Linked DNA regions of Homo sapiens: all the other regions are linked to region 1. A link is a contact called in ENCODE Hi-C or POLR2A ChIA-PET data. All regions are on one chromosome and are shown on one strand. Each heading gives the region's core, a stretch centred on a gene start or an enhancer-like site at or near the end of the contact. The rest is flanking DNA. Distances are from core to core; before and after follow the strand shown.

Evidence for each region. A loop is a pair of places that touch in the nucleus more often than their neighbours do. ChIA-PET counts read pairs that join two places held with the same protein, here RNA polymerase II (POLR2A). Pooled maps may share reads with other maps.
Region 2: a pooled map shows a loop between it and region 1 (2.6-fold over the local background). The contact joins the promoter of MAL here to the promoter of LINC03052 in region 1. A Hi-C loop is called at or near these places in 1 of 37 single-sample maps with no recorded cell type and 4 of 50 pooled maps. POLR2A ChIA-PET finds 5 or more read pairs at or near these places in 1 of 52 experiments (activated T-cell).
Region 3: a loop to region 1 is called in a pooled map, with 3 times the contacts of the local background. The contact joins the promoter of ZNF514 here to the promoter of LINC03052 in region 1. A Hi-C loop is called at or near these places in 3 of 37 single-sample maps with no recorded cell type and 6 of 50 pooled maps. POLR2A ChIA-PET finds 5 or more read pairs at or near these places in 2 of 52 experiments (PC-9 and endothelial cell of umbilical vein).

The regions. Positions count from the first base shown.
Region 1 is chr2:95,525,363-95,528,402 of GRCh38, reverse strand. LINC03052 (long intergenic non-protein coding RNA 3052) reads left to right here and starts at 1,649. Exons shown (of 1, transcript NR_182300.1): 1 at 1,649-3,040. It also overlaps the pseudogene ANKRD33BP1. RefSeq lists an enhancer at 1,110-1,239 and a silencer at 1,380-1,669.
Region 2 is chr2:95,024,322-95,027,361 of GRCh38, reverse strand. It overlaps MAL (mal, T cell differentiation protein (MAL blood group)), which reads right to left and starts at 1,654. Exons shown (of 4, transcript NM_002371.4): 1 at 1,477-1,654. The coding sequence starts at 1,569. MAL-AS1 (MAL antisense RNA 1) reads left to right here and starts at 333. Exons shown (of 8, transcript XR_007087136.1): 1 at 333-803; 2 at 929-1,022. RefSeq lists an enhancer at 547-1,270 and a silencer at 1,625-1,754.
Region 3 is chr2:95,158,374-95,161,413 of GRCh38, reverse strand. ZNF514 (zinc finger protein 514) reads left to right here and starts at 1,566. Exons shown (of 5, transcript NM_032788.3): 1 at 1,566-2,174. RefSeq lists a silencer at 1,490-1,739.

The sequences.
Region 1 (3,040 bases), core at 400-2,899:
TGCCTAGATTCGATTTACTTAAGAGCATATACGGCTTAATTTTATATTTCTGGTAATCATTTATTACATTTCCCCCATTTTATCAAATGACACATTTTTCTCATGTCTATTTTAATATGTTAAAGATTTTTGTATACAGTTTATCTAAAACTCCTTGCTTAAAATGAGTTTAATTCTAGCAATACAGACATGCCTATCTCTGCATTGTTTTATAATTTGACGATAAATGTTTTTCCTCAATATATGACTGTATTGGATAATACTTTTTAAAAAGATACAATAAAATCTGATCTCTCTGTCTCACTTGATCATGTGGCTGAACCAGTCAATCCCTCCATCAAATAGAAATATCCGGCATCACTTAATCTAATTAATAAAAACATCCACCCATGATGAGAAGACCAAAGCAAACAGCCCAAAAAGGAGAGAATCCCATGATTTCTGTGTAAAGTCCTACAGATATCATAAATATTTATTGCTGGAAACAGTGTTTTAAATAAAAGGTCTTCAGGTAAGTGTATAAAAACTTCCTTGGATACAAGGGACCCTATCACTTGTAAAACTTGGCAAATTGGACAACAATTAAAAATACAAAATTACACAGAAAATATCCTTTAATAAATTGATTTTTTTTTAATTGAGACGGAGTTTGGCTCTTGTTGCCTAGGCTGAAGTGCAATGGCGCCATCTTGGCTCCCTGCCACCTCTGCCTCCAGGGTTCAAGCGATTCTCCTGCCTCAGCCTCCCGAGTAGTTGGGATTACAGGCATGTGCCACCACGCCCGGCTAATTTTGTATTTTTAGTAGAGATGGGGTTTCTCCATGTTGGTCAGGCTAGTCTCAAACTCCTAACCTCAGGTGATCCGCCCGCCTCGGCCTCCCAAAGTGCTGGGATTACAGGCGTGAGCCACCGCGCCTGGCCTAATAAATTAATCTTTAAAAAAATCTTAATTGAGGTTCTCTAAAGGGAGCCTTTTAGGGAACATGCCCCCTAGGTGTACTGATTGCTAGGGTGGCTGGTGTGAAGCGAATCGATGTGGCTCCCCCAGCCCCTTTCTGGGAGCATCCTAGAGAGACAGCGTGGAAACGCGCGCTGCCCGGTGGTCCCGAGAGCTGCCATGGTGCCCAGCCCCGCGGCCTCACCCAGCCCTCAAACCCCGTGCCAAGCACCCGCGGACTCTCACGTCCTCTTCTTCCAGGGCGGCGGGCGCTTCTCCTGCACCTTGGCCTGGCGCCTCTTCTCGGCCTCCTCCGCCTCCCGTTTCTCCTCCTTGGCCACCTTGTAAGGCCACTTGGGTATCCGCAGGTGGCCGCTGCCTTTATGCTGCCCTTCCGCGCCGGCCTTTTGGGTTGGAAGGTGGGCGCGGGCACCTTGCTGAGGCGGACCTGGGCACCACCACGCTGGGCCCCAAGCTGCTCTGCTGCAGGCACTGCAGGGGCAGGAGGCTGGCCGTCCGCGGGGCGGGGGCGGCGGAGCCCCAGGACCCCGGCAGCCGGGCAGGTGGGAGGCCGGCTCTTGGGGAGGCCTTTGTGGAGCCAGCGGCCGCTAGGCCGAGCGGCTTATGCTACTCTGCGCCCTCCTCTTCGCCCGCCTCCTGCGCCTGCCTCCCCCCACCCCTCGCCGCGCCGCCGGAATTTCCTGCGCCGCCAGGATTTCCTGCACCGCCAGCCGCCTCTTCCCCCAGCACAAGGTGCTCTCGGGGCACATAGTCTGGCACGCGAGGGCCCCGGCGGGGCTGTTAGAGGCTCGTGGTCATCCTGACCATGTGGTCCAGGGCGCCCCGGTCCTCTGGGCCCCGCATGGAGCGCGGCGTCAGCGCGGACAGCTCGCAGTCCCTGAGCCTCTGCAGGCAGTTCTTGGAGCCCTCGGGCTTTTGCGGCCTCTCGGGGAGCGGCGGCAGCTCAAGCTGGTACTTTTTCCCCAACAGCTCCCGGCAGGGGCGCTCCAGGAGCCTCTGCATGAGGCGGACGTATAAGTGGCCACTCCTCTGGCGACATCCCACGGCGGGGGCCCTCGCGTGGACACCCGCCCCTGCTAGCTCAGGGCTCCGATGCGATCCGTTCGACCCTGCATGGCGGCTTTCAACCCGAACGCGTCCCTCCTTCAAGATCAAGACCCTGAACGTAGTTCAACAAGTAGTTGGTGATGATAGCGTGCCCTGACTGGGCCAGGATAGCCTCTTTAGTAAAACAGCCACGAAAGTCATGAAACAGATGCTCAGCTCCTTTCTTCATTTTCACTTTAATTCGGTGATGCCTCTGTGTCTGTCTGACGACATCTCTCCTGGGGTCTGTGATTCTGCTGATGGTCTTCAGTGCCTACTGAGAAGGGTTCCTGGACATCATCAGGTATGAAAACCTCAAAGCTCTCGGTCCTCAACGTGAGAACCCTGGGCCAGCGGCATCAGCCTCACCAGGAAACCTGTTCTTCTGCTCATTCTTGGGCCCCACCCCAGGCCTATTCAAAGAAAGACTCCAGGGGCAGGGCCTGGCAGCCTGTGTTTCCACCAGATCTGTGTTAAAGCTCAAATGAACCAGCCCACGTGATGCTGACCAGGAAGCACAAGGCTGAGAGCCAGTGTCCAAGGCAACGGTGCCCATGGGGCCAGAGGCAGCTCCTGCCTGTGCAGCTGTATTTAGGGCTGCGTTCCCCTCCCTGTCCTGCCAGTTGACGTCAGTGTGGGGTTACTCAGCTAAGGCCACCACGGTATATCCACAAAGCCGTGGTAGCAGGCGACATTAAGGCTGGTCCAGCCATTGTGGTCAGTCTCCTGCGCCTTCTCAACGCTCACCCCTCGCCGCACCAGCGTCCGCAGCAGCCCCATGCCTCCTGGACGCCCTCCTCCGGGACGCTCTCCAAGCCCTCGACGCCGTGCTCCTCCTCGTCCTGGAAAGGGTACAGAGTCGTCCCAGGCTATGCTGCAGGTGTGGGGCCCTGGAACTCTTTGTAGTCAGCGCGGTCCTCCTCGACCTGTGCGCCTAGGAGTGGGGACGGCGGTGGCGGGGTCATGCAGCGCTCCCAGCCACCCTGCGGCCGGGTC
Region 2 (3,040 bases), core at 405-2,904, 500 kb after region 1:
ACAAAGCCACGCTGGAAGAGCAAGCTGCCAGTAGTAGATGGTTCCAAGGTTTCCCACGCCCCTGTAATTTCTGCAGCATTGGCGGGTTGGGTGGGAGTCTCCGGTCACCTTTCCCGCAGATCAGATCGCCCCGTCTAACTGGACTGTTCCTACTCTCAGGGGCACTCCTTCTTGTATGCTGAACTTCTAAAAGGAGGCCAGCGGGGGGCTGGCTCTCTGTAAACGGTGGGGCTGCGTTCATTGGCGTCCAGGGTTTCTTCTAAATGTAACTGCTTTGATTCCGCCTATCCCTAGGATTTCAAGTCACCGGTTCCACCCAGGTTTGGGTTCGACTGGACTTTCACCCTAAGTTCAATGGTAGCCCTGCTCCCAGGCCGCCGCAGCCCTCTTAGCCTCTGCCCGCAAGCCCTCTTTGGATGAACTGACCTGCTCCCTTTGGTATTCACACCCTCCCCCTCCAATCAGGCAATAACAACCTGGGGTCCAATTTTTAAACAGCCAGGCTCCGACATTTTCTTTCCCGCCCAACTCTCCACGCTGACACTTCTGAGGGTGGGGTGCCGGAAAAGGTGTCCCTCAGGCGGTGACGGACCGCACCCACAGGACATACAGGGCACACCCCTCCCAGGTGAAGGCCAGCGGCCCCCGGGGAGTTGAGGCTGAGGGAGGTCACTTCGGCTTCGCGACACCGTGAGCGCTTATCAGGAGTTCTCAGTAGGAAGCGCTTTCCTGCAGCCTCAGGCAGAGACCGTGCGTGCAAGGCGGGACCGACCGCAGGTGCAGAGGCCCCGGGCCTGCCCAAGGTCAGTCGAGGCGCGCGGATCGCTCTCGCCGCCACCCCCCACCCCCCACCCCCCATCTCCTCCACCCCCACCCCGCACACGGGGCAGAAGGACTGCGGCCAAGCAAACGATGGCCTCATTTCCAGATCGAATTGGTCGCAAATACGTTCCCTCGCCAGAAACTTTAAAAGGCCAGAAGAAAATAAACCGGATTCAGCTCCCTCTCATCTCCAAATCTCGGTTGGTAATACTAATGTTTCTCTTGCTGATTTTTTTTTCTTTTTTAACGAAACCTTCTCCCTTGTAAAAGCTGCGCACTTCTACCCAACCGCGCAAAGCGCGGCGGGAGCTTCGGTGGCGCTGCGCGCGTCAAGTGGGCCCCGCGCGCAGCTTTGGGACCAGCGAACCAAGAGCCGTCCCCCCCTGCCCCGCTGCCTACATCTGACCCCAGTTGGGAACCCAGTTTTTCCTCCATAGTCCTGTAGACTGTTCCCCTCATTCTGTTGGTCTAGAAGGGCACAAAGGACCGGAGGTGGGAGGGGACTTCCCTGGCTTAGTCCCCGCCCTGCGCCTGCTGCCCCGATGCTCCCAGAACCTGCGCAGCTAGCGGATCCCGTCCGACAGCTGTGCTGGGCGCCCGAGAGAGCGCACGGCTCAGCCCACCCCGTCCCTTCCCCGGCCAGGAGCCACTCACAAACTCAAAGATGAAGAGCAAGTCGGGCAAGGTGGTGAAGACCGAGAAGCCACTGGGCAGGGTGCTGCCCCCCGTCGCCGCTGCGGGGGCCATGACGGCGTGCTGGCGTCGGCCTTGGGACGGGACGAGCGCCGCTCAGACTCCGCGCAGACCTCTCGCTGGCTCCGCGGAGCCCAGTGGCCTGGGCGCCCCCGCGCGCGGGTTAAGAGCAGGGGAGCCCGGGGCAGAAGAGGGAGGAGCCCCGGCCGCCGCCCAACCCCGCCCCCCGCCCCACGCCCCGGGAGACCCGGCCCGAGCGCCGCGGGCACCGCCCTGAACCTCTTCGAGGCCCCGCTGCGGGCGTCCAGAGCTGGGGACTGTGGGTCTGACTCCTGCGTTCCAGCCGTGGGTGCCACCTCTTGCGGGAAGCAGGGCAAAACCACTTTGGTCAGGCGCTCCTCGTGCCTTTCTCCCTTCGTAGGTGACCAGCATCTCGTAAGAATGATAACCATCAGTAACCGGGACCCCAAACCTTCTCATCAAGGCACCTCTCGGGTCACCATTACTTTAACTTTGAATTTGGGTCTCCTTCATTTTTCCGCTGGATGCGTTAATGTGCGCGACCCACAGCTCCAGGCGGCGGTTTCCTGGCGGAACTGGACCACCGCCACAGGCTGGGGGTCTGCAGTGGGGGATGGGACCGGCCGCGGCCGCCGGCCCCTTCCGCGTCCACTGAGCCGGCGCTGGTTCGGCGCTGGGATCCTGCACCGGGCCTCTCTGCTTGGTGCTGCGCGTCTGCCTGAGAGTAGGAGGTTGCTCCCAGCTGTGCCGGCCCCAGCAGAAGGCTGCTGGTGGTGGTGCTGGGGCAGGTCGGCCTTGAATCCATGCGACAGGAAGGGACGTTACCAGAAGAGATTCATCGCTTTCTCTTGGTCTGGGCAGCCCGGGCCTTTTGAGGGTGGGACCGCTGCTACCCCCACCCCCAGGTTCTTTGCCTGCCTGTTGACTGCCGGTGTTTCATGTTTTGTTTCTCTGTTTCACTATTTTTTATTTTTTGCCTTAAAAAAAAAAGTATTACCATGCAGCAGTTGCCCATTTATTTTAATTTACTATTAATAGTGTGATTGCTGTGTTTCCTCCTACAAACACTGAAGCCTGAAATCCGCCCGAGTCCGGATTCTCGCCTGCCAAAAGGGAATTGGCCCCGCAACCTCCAGCTTAGACTCCCAACTCTTCTTTCTTTCCATTGGCAGCTGCTGCAGGCAGGACAAGGGGCTCCCCTTCTCTCCAGTGGGGCCTTCACCTCTCCCTGCTGCACAATTCTTCCTCCTTCCCAGTCCCTAGGGAGAGAAGTATATTCGTGGACGCATTTTCCAAAGCAAAAGTAGCACGCCCATCAGCTGGCCATTCTAAGTGCCTCTGGAAAGGGGCCAGGCATTTGAAATGAGAAAACCCCACTGTGCCTCTGTGAGCTGCCAGCCCGGACGGCTGCAACCAAGGTGCCATTGTGTCGGGTCCCCAGGGCAGCATCTCTCTGGACACAATGGGCTGTGGGACTTTAGGAGCCCAGGTCCTCATCCACCTT
Region 3 (3,040 bases), core at 317-2,816, 370 kb after region 1:
AGAATGGTCTCTTTGCCTTGATTTCGTGTTATTTTGTCTTTGCCTTGATTTTGTAAGTTATTTTGTCCTGAACTCCTAAATAGGGTTGATAAACCAATCTCTCTGTCCTCACAAGTGGCCCTTCTCTGGCTGAGGACTGCCTCCAGAAAACCACCGTTTTAATACTCAGACTGTGTCTTAGGCATTGGCGCTGCTATAACAGAGTGTCTTAAACTGGGGAATTTGTAAACAACACAAATTTGTTGTTCACAGTTCTGGATGCTGGGAAATGCAATATCAACGTGCCAGCCAGTTCAGGGGCTGGTGAGGGTACGTTTCTCATAGATGGCACCTTCTGTGTCCTCACATGGCAGGAGGAGCAAAGGGGGCTTAAGGCCCGTTTTTATTTTTATTTATTTATTTAATTTATTTTTTGAGACGGAGTCTTGCTCTGTCGCCCAGGCTGGAGTGCAGTGGCACGATCTTGGCTCACAACCTCTGCCTCCCGGGTTCAAGCAATTCTCCTGTCTCAGCCTCCTGAGTAGCTAGGATTACAGGCGTGCACCACCACGCCCAGCTAATTTTTAAATATATTTTTGGTAGAGACAGGGTTTCACCATGTTGGCCAGGCTGGTCTCAAACTTCTGACCTCAAGTGATCCGCCCGCCTTGGCCTCCCAAAGTGCTGGGATTACAGATGTGAGCCACCACGACCGGTCTAAGGGCTGTTTTTAAAGGGCACTAATCTCATTCATGAGGGCAGAGTCTTCCAAAGGCTCCACTTCTTAATACTATCACCTTGGGAGTTAGGTTTCAACATATGAATTTGAGGGGGACACATACATTCAGACCATAGCAGGCCGTTTTTCCATTTCTTTTGGGTCCTAAATGATATTTGTTTCTGGAGTAGGAGGGCGTTCAAAGTCCTCTTTTGTTCTTCAGCACCCTTCGCTGAATTCAGGGGCAGATGGAGAAAGGCAAGAGGCACGGGGCAGCCTGTAGAAGCAGTATCTAGCACTGAGTCCCCAGTATCCCCTAGGCACGCCAGGAGAGCCTCCTGGAAATCCTCACTCAGCAGATCCAGGGTAGGAACGCGGCTTCTGTTGAATAGCCTTACATCGAGATATGCAGGTTGGGGGCGGTGGCTCACACCTGTAATCACAGCACTTTGGGAGGCTGAGGCGGGAGGATCATCTGAGGTCAGAATTCGAGACCAGCGTGGCTAACATAGTGAAACCCCGTCTCCACTAAAAATACAACAAATTAGCTGGGCGTGGTGGCGGGAACCTGTAATCCCAGCTCCTACGGAGGCTGAGACACGAGAATTACTTGTACCCAGAAGACAGGTTGCGGTGAGCCGAGAGCGCGCCCCTGCACTCCCACCTGGGCGACAGAGTGAGGCTGTCTCCCCCCTCCCCCCAAAAAACGAGAGAGATATGAGGCTCAGCTACCAAAGTCACGCGCGAGAAGGGAAATGCTTGTAGGTCCCTGCCCTTGGGGGAGAGCGGAGTGAAAACCGGCGCGTGGCCGGCGAGCACGGCCCCTCCCAGCGGAGGTCCTACAGGCGCCCGCGAGCCCCGCCTCTCCAGCTTCGCCGCGCCAGCACCCCGCCACCGGCGCTGGCTCTGAAGGGCCCCGGCGGCGGCCGCGTCTGCGCAAGCTCGGGACGGCCTCGGGAGGCGGGGCTGGCGCGGGGCGGACGCGGGGGCTGGCGCGGGGCGGACGCGGGGGCTGGCGCGGGGCGGACGCGGGGGCTGGCGCGGGGTGGCGGGCGGGGGCTGGCGCGGGGTGGCGGGCGGGGGCTGGCGCGGGGTGGCGGGCGGGGGCTGGCGCGGGGTGGCGGGCGGGGCCTGGTCCTGTGAGCGTTCGGAGACTGCGGGCGCGCAGACCTGTACTGGGCCCGCGCCCCGGCCCCTTACAGAGCTGGGTGTGTCCCTCCGAGTGCCCCCCGCTAGGGACTGTGCAGGCCGGAGCTAGGCAGGGACAGCGGGGCGAACCGGGCTGATAGAGTCGGTCCCTGCTCCTGTGAGGCTCTCACCGAATCCCTGCTGTTTCCGGGCAGCTGAAGAGCGCTGGGCCCTCGCGTCGCGGGCGTGGCTGTGGCCGTGTCTCCTGGTAGTCTGAGCCCACTGTGCGTGTGGATCCACGTGGGAGCTGGGTTCCAGAGCCTGGTCCTGAGGAGGAGCCGAGCCGGGGGTAGGAGGCCGGACTTGGCGAGGGAAGAGCACGACCCCGGGCAGCAGTGCGCCGCGCTGGGCGCACCGGGGTTTGCCGGCCCTGCTCTGGGCCCTGCAGGTCCGCTGGCCCCGCCGCGCCTAGTGGGGATGCCCCGTGTCCCCCAGGCAGCCCCAGCCTGCGTCCCGCTCCCTGAACCCTCGGGAGGACCACAGGGCTGTGGCCGAAAGACAGAGATTTGGACCTAGTGAAAGGACGCCGCTCCTTAGCCCCAGCTATGGACTCCACAGCATCAGGTTTGGCTCTGGAGCGTGCAGAGGGCCAGGAGCCCTCTTGGGGAGCTAGTACCGAGCCCGATATCAGGAGGACCCCAGGAAGAGGCCGGGGAATCCCACTGAAGGGTGAGGCTGTACTTCATCTGCCTTCCGTGTGGCGACATCTAACCTTCCAGACCCAGAAGGCTGAAGCCGCAGTCTCCTGGGTCTGGCAGGGGTCTCTAGATGACCGTGGCGGAGGTGGAGGGGATGGCCATGGAAAATTGTCCCAATGGCCAGAGGAGAGCAGAAGAGGATCTGATCTCTTCCTGCTGCGGCAGGGAGAGGGCAAGCAAACCCAAGAGGGAGTGGCCCTTGGCCAGGGATCAGAGGACGATAGGGCCATTTGGAGCCTTGTCATCCACCTCCTTAATCACCTCACTAATAAGGTTCTTCCAGTCGTTCTAGCTCAGCGGTGTATAAGGTCAGCAGTGTACATGGTGGGTATCTCCTCTGAGCCCCTTCCCCCAATAGCGTTGGGGGCAGGGCAATCCAGGTGACCCAGGAGGTTTTAAGCCAGTCCTAAGTTTAGAACGTCCTATCTCTAACCAGGTGGGCATTTTAATCCGACTG